Linked DNA regions of Homo sapiens: regions 1 and 2 are each linked to region 3. Evidence: chromatin contacts called from ENCODE Hi-C or POLR2A ChIA-PET data. All regions are on one chromosome and are shown on one strand. The core of a region is the stretch at or near the end of the contact, and the rest is flanking DNA. Distances in the headings are between cores, read along the strand shown. Region 1 holds the start of UBA52 (ubiquitin A-52 residue ribosomal protein fusion product 1). Region 2 overlaps MAST3 (microtubule associated serine/threonine kinase 3). Region 3 holds the start of PGPEP1 (pyroglutamyl-peptidase I).

What was found. A loop is a pair of places that touch in the nucleus more often than their neighbours do. ChIA-PET counts read pairs that join two places held with the same protein, here RNA polymerase II (POLR2A). Pooled maps may share reads with other maps.
Region 1: a loop to region 3 is called in a pooled map, with 4 times the contacts of the local background. The contact joins the promoter of UBA52 here to the promoter of PGPEP1 in region 3. A Hi-C loop is called at or near these places in 3 of 50 pooled maps. POLR2A ChIA-PET finds 5 or more read pairs at or near these places in 3 of 52 experiments (BJ, HCT116 and activated CD4-positive, alpha-beta T cell).
Region 2: a loop to region 3 is called in a pooled map, with 2.9 times the contacts of the local background. The contact joins the enhancer-like site here to the promoter of PGPEP1 in region 3. A Hi-C loop is called at or near these places in 2 of 168 maps with a recorded cell type or tissue (ovary and vagina), 2 of 37 single-sample maps with no recorded cell type and 8 of 50 pooled maps. POLR2A ChIA-PET finds 5 or more read pairs at or near these places in 2 of 52 experiments (activated B cell and naive thymus-derived CD8-positive, alpha-beta T cell).

What each region holds. Positions count from the first base shown.
Region 1 is chr19:18,569,669-18,573,304 of GRCh38, reverse strand. UBA52 (ubiquitin A-52 residue ribosomal protein fusion product 1) reads right to left here and starts at 1,448. Exons shown (of 5, transcript NM_001033930.3): 1 at 1,396-1,448; 2 at 1-12. The coding sequence starts at 4. RefSeq lists enhancers at 83-759, 1,398-1,737, 1,948-2,067, 1,438-2,114.
Region 2 is chr19:18,102,559-18,106,157 of GRCh38, reverse strand. All of the region lies in intron 1 of MAST3 (microtubule associated serine/threonine kinase 3), which reads right to left. Among named protein-coding and RNA genes, the nearest start is that of MAST3, 6.6 kb to the right of the region's middle. RefSeq lists a silencer at 1,660-1,769. Within about 2 kb of position 1,722, at least 23 of the 41 ENCODE cell types and tissues checked have a DNase peak (open chromatin) inside an H3K27ac peak, as active enhancers do.
Region 3 is chr19:18,338,741-18,342,063 of GRCh38, reverse strand. It overlaps PGPEP1 (pyroglutamyl-peptidase I), which reads right to left and starts at 1,466. Exons shown (of 5, transcript NM_017712.4): 1 at 1,349-1,466. The coding sequence starts at 1,382. RefSeq lists an enhancer at 909-1,596 and a silencer at 1,428-1,617.

The sequences.
Region 1 (3,636 bases), core at 199-2,698, 230 kb before region 3:
GCATGTTTGCGTCTGCAGGAGGAAGGGAGGCAGGATAGACTGGTGAGCAATGCATGCCTGAGTAGCACAAGCTCAGGTGCCTACACCACAGTTGCTATCCCTTTGCCTGCACCAAGTCCAACTGGTCCTGCCCCAGTACCTGTCTTCCTTTCACTCCTCCAAGCCTGGCCCTGCTAGGCTTCTCACACACCCTGGCCTGTAGTCTAAACATGTCCTGGAACTAAAGACCACATGTCCTCCACCCTCCTGACCGCACGGGTGCTCTTCAGGAACACAGACTGTGGTTATTCTCCTTAGGTTTAGCGGCGGAAGGACTCGTCAGTATCTCCTGATGGAATAAGTACCCTTTGGCATCATCTTGCTAGATCCATCTTCCCTGAAGGCGGTCCCACCCTCTTCCACGGCAGCCAGGTCCTGATCTGCACAGGCTGCTCCTGCTGCCAGCCTGGATGGGAAGCCATCCCCTACAACACACATGCCTTCCTGTCGCAGCCTCTCTCCTCTCTAACTCCAAGCTGGAGCACCCAACACTCTTAGCTTCCTTCTCAATTACACCAAAACTCTCCAGACCCCACTTCTTGCCTTGACCCCAAACCACGAACATCACTTAGTATCTACCAACCACCTGCCAAGCATTGTTCACATATAAAAGTTGACTTAAAAAGACAAAGAATCGACCGGGCGCAGGGGCTCATGCCTGTAATCCCAGCACTTTGGAAGGCCGAGGCAGACGGATCATTTGAGGTCAAGAGTTCAAGATGAGCCTGGCTAACATGGTGAAACTCCGTCTCTACTAAAACTACAAAAATCAACTGGGCGTGGTGGCAGGCGCCTATAATCCCAGCTACTCGGGAGGCTGAGGCAGAAGAATCGCTCGAGCCCGGGAGGTGGAGATTGCAGTGAGCCGAGACCGCACCACTGAACTCCAGCTTAGGCGACAGAGCAAGACTCCATCTGAAAAAAATACAAATAGTCTAAAGAAAAGTCTAAAAAGCAGACACTACCACCAGCTCCTCCTTACAGACGTAGTAATGGAGCCAGGTATGAAGACTCAGCTCGAGAAATTTAGTATTTCCAAAGCGACTGACGCAGTGACTGGCAGAGTTAACGCTACACGCTCAATACCCCTCTCTCATTAACTCGGATCTGCCCCGAGGACCTCTTCCCGCCCGAGGCCTCGTGGGGTCACGCTGGCAGGCAGAGCAGGCAGGCTCCTCTCCAAAACGGCGCTCGCCTCCTGGGCCCCGGTCTGGGCTCCGAGCCGTGGCCTCGCGAGCCCTGCCCAGCCACCCTGCCGAGACTGGCCCGCATGAGCCAGCTCAGGGCCGCCTCTTCTGCCGCCCAGGCCCCTGCAGCCTCCCGCAGCCCCCAACCCGCTCTCGGCCCGGCGCGAACCCGCACGACCGCCGCCACCAACCAGCTCGGCCGCCTCGCTGAAGAAAAAGAAGATAGCGGAACCGGAAACCACCTAATCGCCGCCGAAAGCGCTTGCGCACGGAGCACGCCGGACGCCTGCGTCACAATTCGCGCCGCGCCTTGGGCCCCGCCCTGCCGCCATCTTGGATGCTGGCGAACGAAGCCGCAGCGCACGTGGGTGAAGGTCGCCCACCCGCTTCCGGTTGTGGGCCCCGCCCGCCGAGTCACTTGAGACGATTGCACCTCTCCCCGTGTTTGCGTCCGCTGCCTCTAGGCCACTGACAACCGCTGGCGGTTGGCGGGCCCTCAGCGAATAGCTGAACGGAGTAGAGGAGAATGTTTTCTAATAAAGCAAAGGTATTAAGCAGAGGACTGCGGGTCCAGGACGCAGGAGTCGGGGCTGGGAAAGCACCTAACACCTGGAATCGGTTATTATAAAGCTCTCGGCCGCTGTGCCTGAATGGATTTCAGGACAGCAGCAGGGAGAGCAGACGGTACTACCGCATTCGCCCAGAAAGGTGGTGGTGCCTGACAAAAGGTGTCAAGCGGGACTCAGGATTTTTTTTTTTTTTTTTTTTGAGACGGAGTTTCGCTCTCGTTGCCCAGGCTGTAGTGCAATGGCGCGATCTCGGCTCACCGCAACCTCCGCCTCCTGGGTTCAAGCAATTCTCCTGCCTCAGCCTCCCGAGTAGCTGCGATTACAAGTGTGCGACACCATGCCTGGCCACTTTTGTATTTTTAGTAGAGACGGGGTTTCTCCATGTTGGTCAGGCTGGTCTCAAACTCGCGACCTCAGGTGATCCGCCCGCCTTGGCCTCCCAAAGTGCTGGGATTACAGACGTGAGCCACTGCAGTGTCTCTTTTCAGTGTAGGATCCAGATTTGTGGGTGGTTAAAAAGTGCCAGGGCGGGACCTGGGTCCGGTGACTCACGCCTGCACTTTGGGAGGCCGAGATGTGCGGATCACCTGAGGTCGGGAGTTCGAGACGAGCCTGACCAACATGGAGAAACCGCATCTCTACTAAAAATACAAAATTAGCTGGGCGTGGTGGCGCATGCCTGTAATCCCAGCTACTCAGGAGGCTGAGGCAGGAGAATCGCTTGAACCCGGGAGGCAGAGGTTGCAATTAGCCGAGAGAGTGCCATTGCACTACAGCCTGGGCAACAAGAGCAAAACTCCGTCTCAAAAAAGAAAAAAAAAATTACAAAAATTTTTCAGGTGTGGTGGCGGGTGCCTGTAATCCCAGCTACTCAGGAGGCTGAGGCAGGAGAATCGCTTGAATCCGGGAGGTGGAGGTTGCAGTGAGCTGAGTTCACGCCACTGCACCCAGCCTGGGTGACAGAGTGAGACTCCATCTCAAAAAAAAAAAAAAAAAAAAAAAGTGCCACGGCGGGTGCAGTGGTTCACACTTGTAATCCCAGCACTTTGGAAGGTCAAAGAGGGAGGATTACTTGAGGTCAGGAATTCACGACCAGCCTGGAAGACATAGTGAGACCCTGTCTCTACAAAAAAAAGTTTTATTTTGAACTATCCAGGTGTGGTGGTGCGCACCTGCAGTCCCAGCTACTTCGGAGGCAGGAGGATTGCCTGAACCCATAGGTTTGAGATTGCAGTGACCCATGATTCAGCCACTGCACTCCAGCCTGGGCAACAGAGAGGTGCTGTCTCAAAAACAAAACAAAAAAAAAAAGTGCTGAGTACAGAGAAGATGGGGAGCAATGAGAAGTTACCTATAGGCTTAACAGGGGTACCTGTTTATTTCCTTGAACATTTGCAGGCACTACTATACCAGGCAAAAGCAGACACTCTCACGTCTGGGAAGATGCCTTTAAGAACCTAATTTCCTTTTCTTTTTTGAGACAACAGTTTTGGTCTTTTTGCCCAGGCTAGAGTGCAGTGGTGCGATCTTGGCTCACTGCAACCTCTGCCTCCTGGATTCAAGCAATTCTGCCTCAGCCTCCCAAGTAGCTGGGATTACAGGTGTACACCACCACACCCAGCTAATTTTTATATTTTTGGTAGAGATGGGGTTTCACCATGTTGGCCAGGCTGGTCTCGAACTCCTGACCTCAGGTGATCCACCCACCTCGGCCTCCCAAAGTGCTGGGATTACAGGCATGAGCCACCAAGCCCGGTCATAACAACATAATTTCTAAGTACTCAGAAGATGAGGTAACCCTGGGAGTGTGTCTGATGGGGAATGGATCTAGTGTGGCTCCC
Region 2 (3,599 bases), core at 473-2,972, 240 kb after region 3:
TATGATAATACCATTGCACTCTAGTCTGGGTGACAGAGCAAGACTCTAAGTCTAAAAAAAATTAATAATAATTTTATTTAAAATTACCAATTAGTTGTATTTATGAAGAAGTATGTCAGTAGTGGCTAAAAACTAATAATCTGTTGAGAAAACAGAGATTCCTGAGTTGTCCTCTCCCTGTCCCATCTCAGATGTCCCTCTCCTCCTGGGTCTAGGTCTGAACGCCATTCTCTCCTCACTCGCTGCAAAGCCTATGCAGGTTTGGGCCCTGGGTACCAGTGGGGGCGTGGGGAGGACGGCTGACGGGTGACTCCCTTTTGAAGACCCTTTTAGAGCTCAGCAAACTGACCTGCACCAACTCTGGGTGCCCTCACCGCATGAAGGATAGAAAGCCGTGAGCTTGTGTTCCACTGTGACCTCACAGTCCATCCTCAGACATGGGCTGCCCAAGAGGGTTTTTTTTTGTTGTTGTTTTTGTTTTTTTGAGACAGACTTTTGCTCTTGTTGCCCAGGCTGGAGTGCAATGACACAATCTCGGCTCGCTGCAACCTCTGTCTCCCAGGTTCAAGCGATTCTCCTGCCTCAACCTCCAGAGTAGCTGGGACTTTTTTTTTTTTTTTTAGAAGAGACAGGGTTTTGCCATGTTACCCAGGCTAGTCTTGAACTCCTGACCTCAGATGATCCACCCACTTTGGCCTCCCAAAATGCCGGGATTACAAAATGCTGGGATTACAGGCATAAGCCACCATGCCTGGCCAAAAAACCAGTTTTTTGTTTGTTTGTTTGTTTGTTTAGATGGAGTCTCACTGTATCGCCAGGCTGGAGTGCAGTGGTGCAGTCTTGGCTCACTGAAACCTCTGCCTCTCGGGTTCAAGCGATTCTCCTGACTCAGCCTCCCAAGTAACTGGGGTTACAGGTGTGTGCCAGCATGCCTGGCTAATTTTTGTATATTTAGCAGAGACGAGGTTTCACTATGTTGCCCAGGCTGGTCTCGAACTCCTGACCTCAAGTGATCCATCCACCTTAGCCTCCCAAAGGGCTGGGATTACAGTGTAAGCCATCGCACCCGGTCAATCACGAGGGTTTATTAAATTCTCAAAATGCCATGTGGCACAAGTTTAGAATCTGGGGACACCCAGACCTGGGTCCAGTTCAATTCTCTGTTTCTTCCTGGCCATGCAAATTATTTGTATGCCCCGTGCCTCAGTTTCCCCATCTGTAACTGGAGATGACGTGAGGAGGGTTCTGGGTTAATCATGATCAGCCATTACTATTGCTGCTGTTGTGTGCTGTTGTACTATTGTTGAGCTCAGCAAGGGACCATGGAAGCTGTCATAATACCTGGTAAATGTCCTTGCATTTACTGAGCCACCTCCTACGAACCGCGGGCAGGGGCTGTTTTACTGGCAGGGAAACTTAGGTGCAGAGGAAAGCCGGCTGCCCACGTCTCTTAGTGGAGTGAGAGGCAGGAAACTGGGTCTCAGGACACCCTCCCTCCACACACATCAGGGCGGCCACGTTGGGGACACACGACTATTTTTACTTTGGTGGGCTCCAGGCTGCCCACGTCGTGATCTGGGTGTTCGCCATAGCAACCAGTGACGCCATCGGCCCCTACAGCCAATTGGAGGGGGCCGGAAGCTGCTGGGCTGCCGGATGACCCAGCTGGGAGGGCAAGGTCTCCCGGGAGAGGCGGGGAAGGGTCGCGGGGGTGTGGCGTTACCCCAGGCCTGACTTCAGCTGCTCTGCGCTCAGAAAACCAAGCTGTCACGATGGGAGGAGAATAATCTACCCCTCGAAGGTCTCTCTGACTGCTTGAATATGTCTGAGGACAGACAACTCACGGCGTTTAGTTCAAGCAGTCATGGTGATGGAACCATCACCACCATCACCGTGGCCATTAGGGTCTCCTTCTTCCCCTTCCAATAGTTGTGGGAATTTTTTTTTTTTTTTTTTTTTTTTTTTTTTTTTTTTTTTTGAGACAGCGTCTGGCTATGTCGCCCAGACTGGAATGCAGTGGTGCAATCTTGGCTCACTGCAACCTCCGCCTCCAGAGTAGCTGGGATTGTGGGCATGTGCCACCACACCCGGCTAATTTTTGTATTTTTTATAGAGATGAGGTTTCACCATGTTGCCCAGGCTGGTCTTGAACTCCTGGTCTCAAGTGATCCACCTGCCTTGGCCTCCCAAAGTGCTGGGATTACAGGCATGAGCCACTGCACCCAGCCAGTTGTGGGATCTTATACCACTTCCTCCACTACCCCACGTGAAACAGGGAGGGATTTGAACCCTGGTGGGGGGTCCCACTTGCACCCCATCCAGGCATTTCCTTCCAAAACTCTGACAGTCCTAGGTTCCCAGTCTGGCTCCCCCACTCCTGCACTGTGTGACCCGACAAGTGACTTAACCCCTCTGTGCCTCAGTTTTCTCATTTGGAAAATGGCCCAGTGACATAGGGTCCCTGGAGGAATCAATGAGTAGCAAGCTCAGAGCCTGGTGCTGGGGGAGACTTGGATGGATGGGAGTCAAGACAATGATCAAGACGTGAATAATAACCACCAGTTGAAAGTTGCTTCCAAAAGACAAAAAGATGTGAATATTTTGTTTGTTTGTTTGTTTTCAGATGGAGACTTGCTCTGTCGCCCAGGCTGGAGGGCAATGGTGCGATCTTGTCTCACTGCAACCTCCACCTCCTGGGTTCAAGCGATTCTTCTGCCTCAGCCTCCCAAGTAAGCTGGGATTACAGGCGCCCACCACCACGCTTGGCTGATTTTGTATTTTTAGTAGAGATAGGATTTCACCATGTTGGTCTGGCTGGTCTTGACCTCCTGACCTCAAGCAGTCCTCCCATCTCGGCCTCCCAAAACGCTGGATTACAGGCATGAGCCACTGTGCCTGGCCTGAAGATGTTTTTTTAAAGTGGCAGAGAGAGGTGAGGCAAAATCGGCAGCTCCCTGCAAAGGCTCCCGGGGAAGCTGGACCACACAGAACTCTCCTGGCACCACTCCCGGACCCTTCGGTCCCCGCACCATCTGCTTTCCACCCACAGCTCCCTCTGTGCCTGCTGTTCCCCTGGGAGTGGTTCCCACCCAGAGGAGTGGAGGTTGGGGAGGCCCCGACCCCCTGAAACTGCCCTTTAAAGGTAATATTTATGGTATACCCGTCTGCGCTTGCCCAGGCTGGGGGATGCTGCCTCCCCAACAAGCTTTAGCCCCACCTTGAGGAAATCCCATTTTGGAGAAGACATAGCACAGCAGGAGCACCCCCATACTGGAGGGATTAAGAGAGACCCGAAGCAGCTGGGTGCTGTGGCTCATGCCTGTAATCCCAGCACTTTGGGAGGCTGAGGCGGGAGGATCACTTAAGATCAAGAGTTTGAGCCAGGTGCGGTGGCTCACGCCTGTAATCCCAGCACGCTGGGAGGCCAAGGTGGGCGGATCACAAGGTCAGGAGTTCAAGATCAGCCTGGCCAACATAGTGAAACCCCGTCTCTACTTAAAATACAAAAATTAGCTGGATGTGGTGGCAGGCGCCTGTAGTCCCAGCTACTCGGTAGGCCGAGGCAGGAGAATCCCTTGAACCCCGGAGGCGGAGGTTGC
Region 3 (3,323 bases), core at 217-2,716:
GGGTGATGCGTGCCCGTAATTCCAGCTACTCAGGAGGCTGAGGCAGGAGAATCGCTTGAACCCAGGAGGCGAAGGTTGCAGTGAGCCGAGATCGCGCCGTTGTGCTCCAGCTTGGGCAACAAGAGCAAAACTCCGTCTCAAAAAAAAAAAAATACGGTCCATCTGGGCCAGTGATCCCACAGGATATGAATGCTATGCAGAGATGCTGTAGCCTGGGATAGCAGGTAGGGGCTGTGGCTCAGGAGGGGACCTCCTAACTCTATCCTTCTGTACAGCCAAAGTTTGAGTCTCAGCTCAGCCCCTTACAAACTGGATGACCTCTGTGAGCCTCAGTTTCCCTTTCTGCAAAATGGAGACAGTAAAGATGTAATCAGCTCATGCAAAAAGTGCTGGAATAAATAACCAGATAAAGGAAGGCTGGAAGGGATGGGGGCAGTGACCCTCCTCCCAATTATACACACCTGTTAAGCAGGTGCCTTGTTTCTTCCTTCTTCCCTGAATCTCCTGGATCAGCCTCAATCTCCCTTCAACAGCCACAAAACACCTGTGTGCACCTTTGCTGGATTTCCCACTCTGACCCCTCCAGACAGCAGGTCAAAATGACCCCCCCACTCCTTGACTCTGAGGCCCCAGCGGAAGTTGGCGCCCCACGTGGCCCCGAGGCGGAGTCTCAGGGAGGAGAAACAGTTGGTTTGGGGGTGGGGGGGAGTCGGTGACAGCAGGGGCCCTGACTCACCAACAAACAGCCCTGGCACAAAACACAAAAAGGTTTCCGCTGAAGACAGTCCCTGGGACAGCTGGGAGAGCCCGAGGTCCCCGGACCCCCACCTGCCCCTGCCTTGGGAGAGTAGCCCCCCAGGAGCGCAGGGCGCGGCGAGCAGTGACTGGGAGGTTCATTTGTCACTGGGACACTTCCTGCCCGCAAATCGGCCTTTGTCCCCTGGGGCCAGGGGTTGGGGGAGCGGTGTGGGGACAGGCTGGACCTCGGAAGGGGCAGGGAGGAAGGGTCCAGTCCAGCCCGCAGGCCAGACAGAGGAGGCAGGTGCCAGGAGGGTCACCATCCCCACCTTGGGAGGAAAGGACGCCAGGGGGGCCTGCGCAGCGCCGGGCTTTTGCCCGGCCCCCCAAGCCCCGCGCCCGACTGCCCTGACTCCCGACCCTGGGACCCCCAAGGCTCCTCCTCCTCCACTTTCCAGGAAGCCTGGGCTGCGCGGGGCTCCCGCGGGTGATGACACCTTCCAAATCTGAGAGGACTTCCAGCACCTGCCCCTCTCGGCCCCGCAGTCCCGGAGCCGCCCCCGCCTCTGCCCCCGGCCGCTGCCGCTACAGCCCCCATCAGCCAGCGTACCCGTCACTACCACCGCCTTCCTCGGCTGCTCCATGGCGGGATCGGGCTGTGCCTCGGACCTGCTTCTGTTGCGACTGGCGCGACAGCTGCTGCCGCTGCAGCCTCTCGGCCGCGCGAGGCCACGCCCCTGTCAAGCCCCCGGCCTCGCCCCCGGTCAGCCGCTCGGCGTGCGCGCCCCCGGGCCCGAGACGCAGCGTGCGCGCCCTGCGCCCCGCCCCCGTCGGCTAGGCCCGGTATTCCCCAGCCTCCGTTTCCCCGTCTGCAAAATGGGAACATCTTATGCCGTAGTGTGTAGCCGCTTGCACGCACTGAGCCAGGTGCTGGGGATGAGCCGGTCCTTTATTCTGCAAGGGTTCATTGAGGGCCTGCCCTATGCATGCATACTGCGCAGAATTAGGGAGGGAAGTCCCCGCGAGCAAGGCCCGTTTTCCAGATAAGGAAACTGAGGCACAGAATGCCACTTCCCCGAGGTCACTCGCCTCAAGGGGTCACAGGAGCAGCATTCAGGCCAGGAAGTTGGCGGGGGTGGGGGAGGACAGAGTAAAAAAGGAAAAACACGACAACCATATTTGTGTGGTGCCAGAAGTTTCTCTGCAGGCCCCCATGGTCCTAGGAGGCTAATGGGGGAGGGCGATTGTACCTGCTGTTCCCTCTGCCGGAACACACCCCGCAGGTACCTGCGAAGCTGGCCTCCTTCAGGCCTCAGCTCCAGTGTTCCAATGTCGCCTCCTCCCAGGGGCCCTCCTCCTGTCCTGGCTGTCACCTCCTCCGAGGGGTGAACTGTCACTTTCTCCTTGTGGCCTTCTCTGGCTATCACCTCCCTGCTATCCTATTACCTCCTCTGAGGGTTCCTTCTGGCCCTCCTTGGCTGAAATGACCTCACTGCTACCCCCCAGTGGTTCCATCTCATTCCCTGGTTCCATCCTCTTCATAGCAATAAAGCTCAGAAATAATTTCCTTTCTCTCTCTTTTTTTTGGAGACAGGGTCTCACTCTGTTACCCAGGCTGGAGTGCAGTGGCAAAATCATAGCTCTGTAACTTTGACCTCCAGGGCTCAACTGATCCTCACATCTCAGCCTCCTGAGTAGCTGGGACTACAGGTGTGTGGCACCACACCCAGCTAATTTTTGTATTTTTGTAGAGATGGGGGTTTCATAGTGTTGCACAGGCTGGTCTCGAACTCCCGAGCTCAAGCAATCCGCACACCTTGGCCTCCCAAAAGTGCTGGGATTACAGGTGTAAACCAGCACACCTGGCCAGAAATCATTTTTAATTTTTTTTAGCTTTTAAGTTTTGGGGTACATGTGCAGGTTTGTTATATAGATAAACTCGTGTCATGGGGTTTGTTGTACAGATTATTTAGTCCCCCAGGTATTATTAAGCAGAAATTATATATGTATTTATTTATTTGAGACGTAGTTTCACTCTTGTCACCCAGGCTGGAGTGCAGTGGTGTGATCTTGGCTCACTGCAACCTCTGCCTCCCGGGTTCAAGCAATTCTCCCACCTCAGCCTCCCAAGTAGCTGGGATTACAGGCGAGTGCCGCCATACCCAGCTAATTTTGTATTTTTAGTAGAGAGGGAGGTTCACCATGTTGGCCAGGCTGGTCTCGAACTCCTGACTTCAGGTGATCCACCCTTTTCAGCTCCCAAAGTGCTGGGATTACAGGCGTGAACCACTGCCTCCGGCCCCCTCCCCAGGTATTATTAAGCAGAAATCATTTAGTATGGTCACAGCCTCTCTGGTTGGCTTCCCGTTTCCTCCGACATAGAGATGAGAACTTCTAGAGGAGGAAGCGTTGTTCTGTTAGAGCTGCGTCTCAACACCCAGCACATCCCCAGGCACATTCTGCCAACATTCATCAGAGACCAGAATTCCTCTAAAAACAGGTAGAAAATGAAAGCTGAGTTTCTGGCCACATCTTCAGAAACAGGACTGGACCTTGGACTTGGGTCACGAATTTTTTTTTTTTTT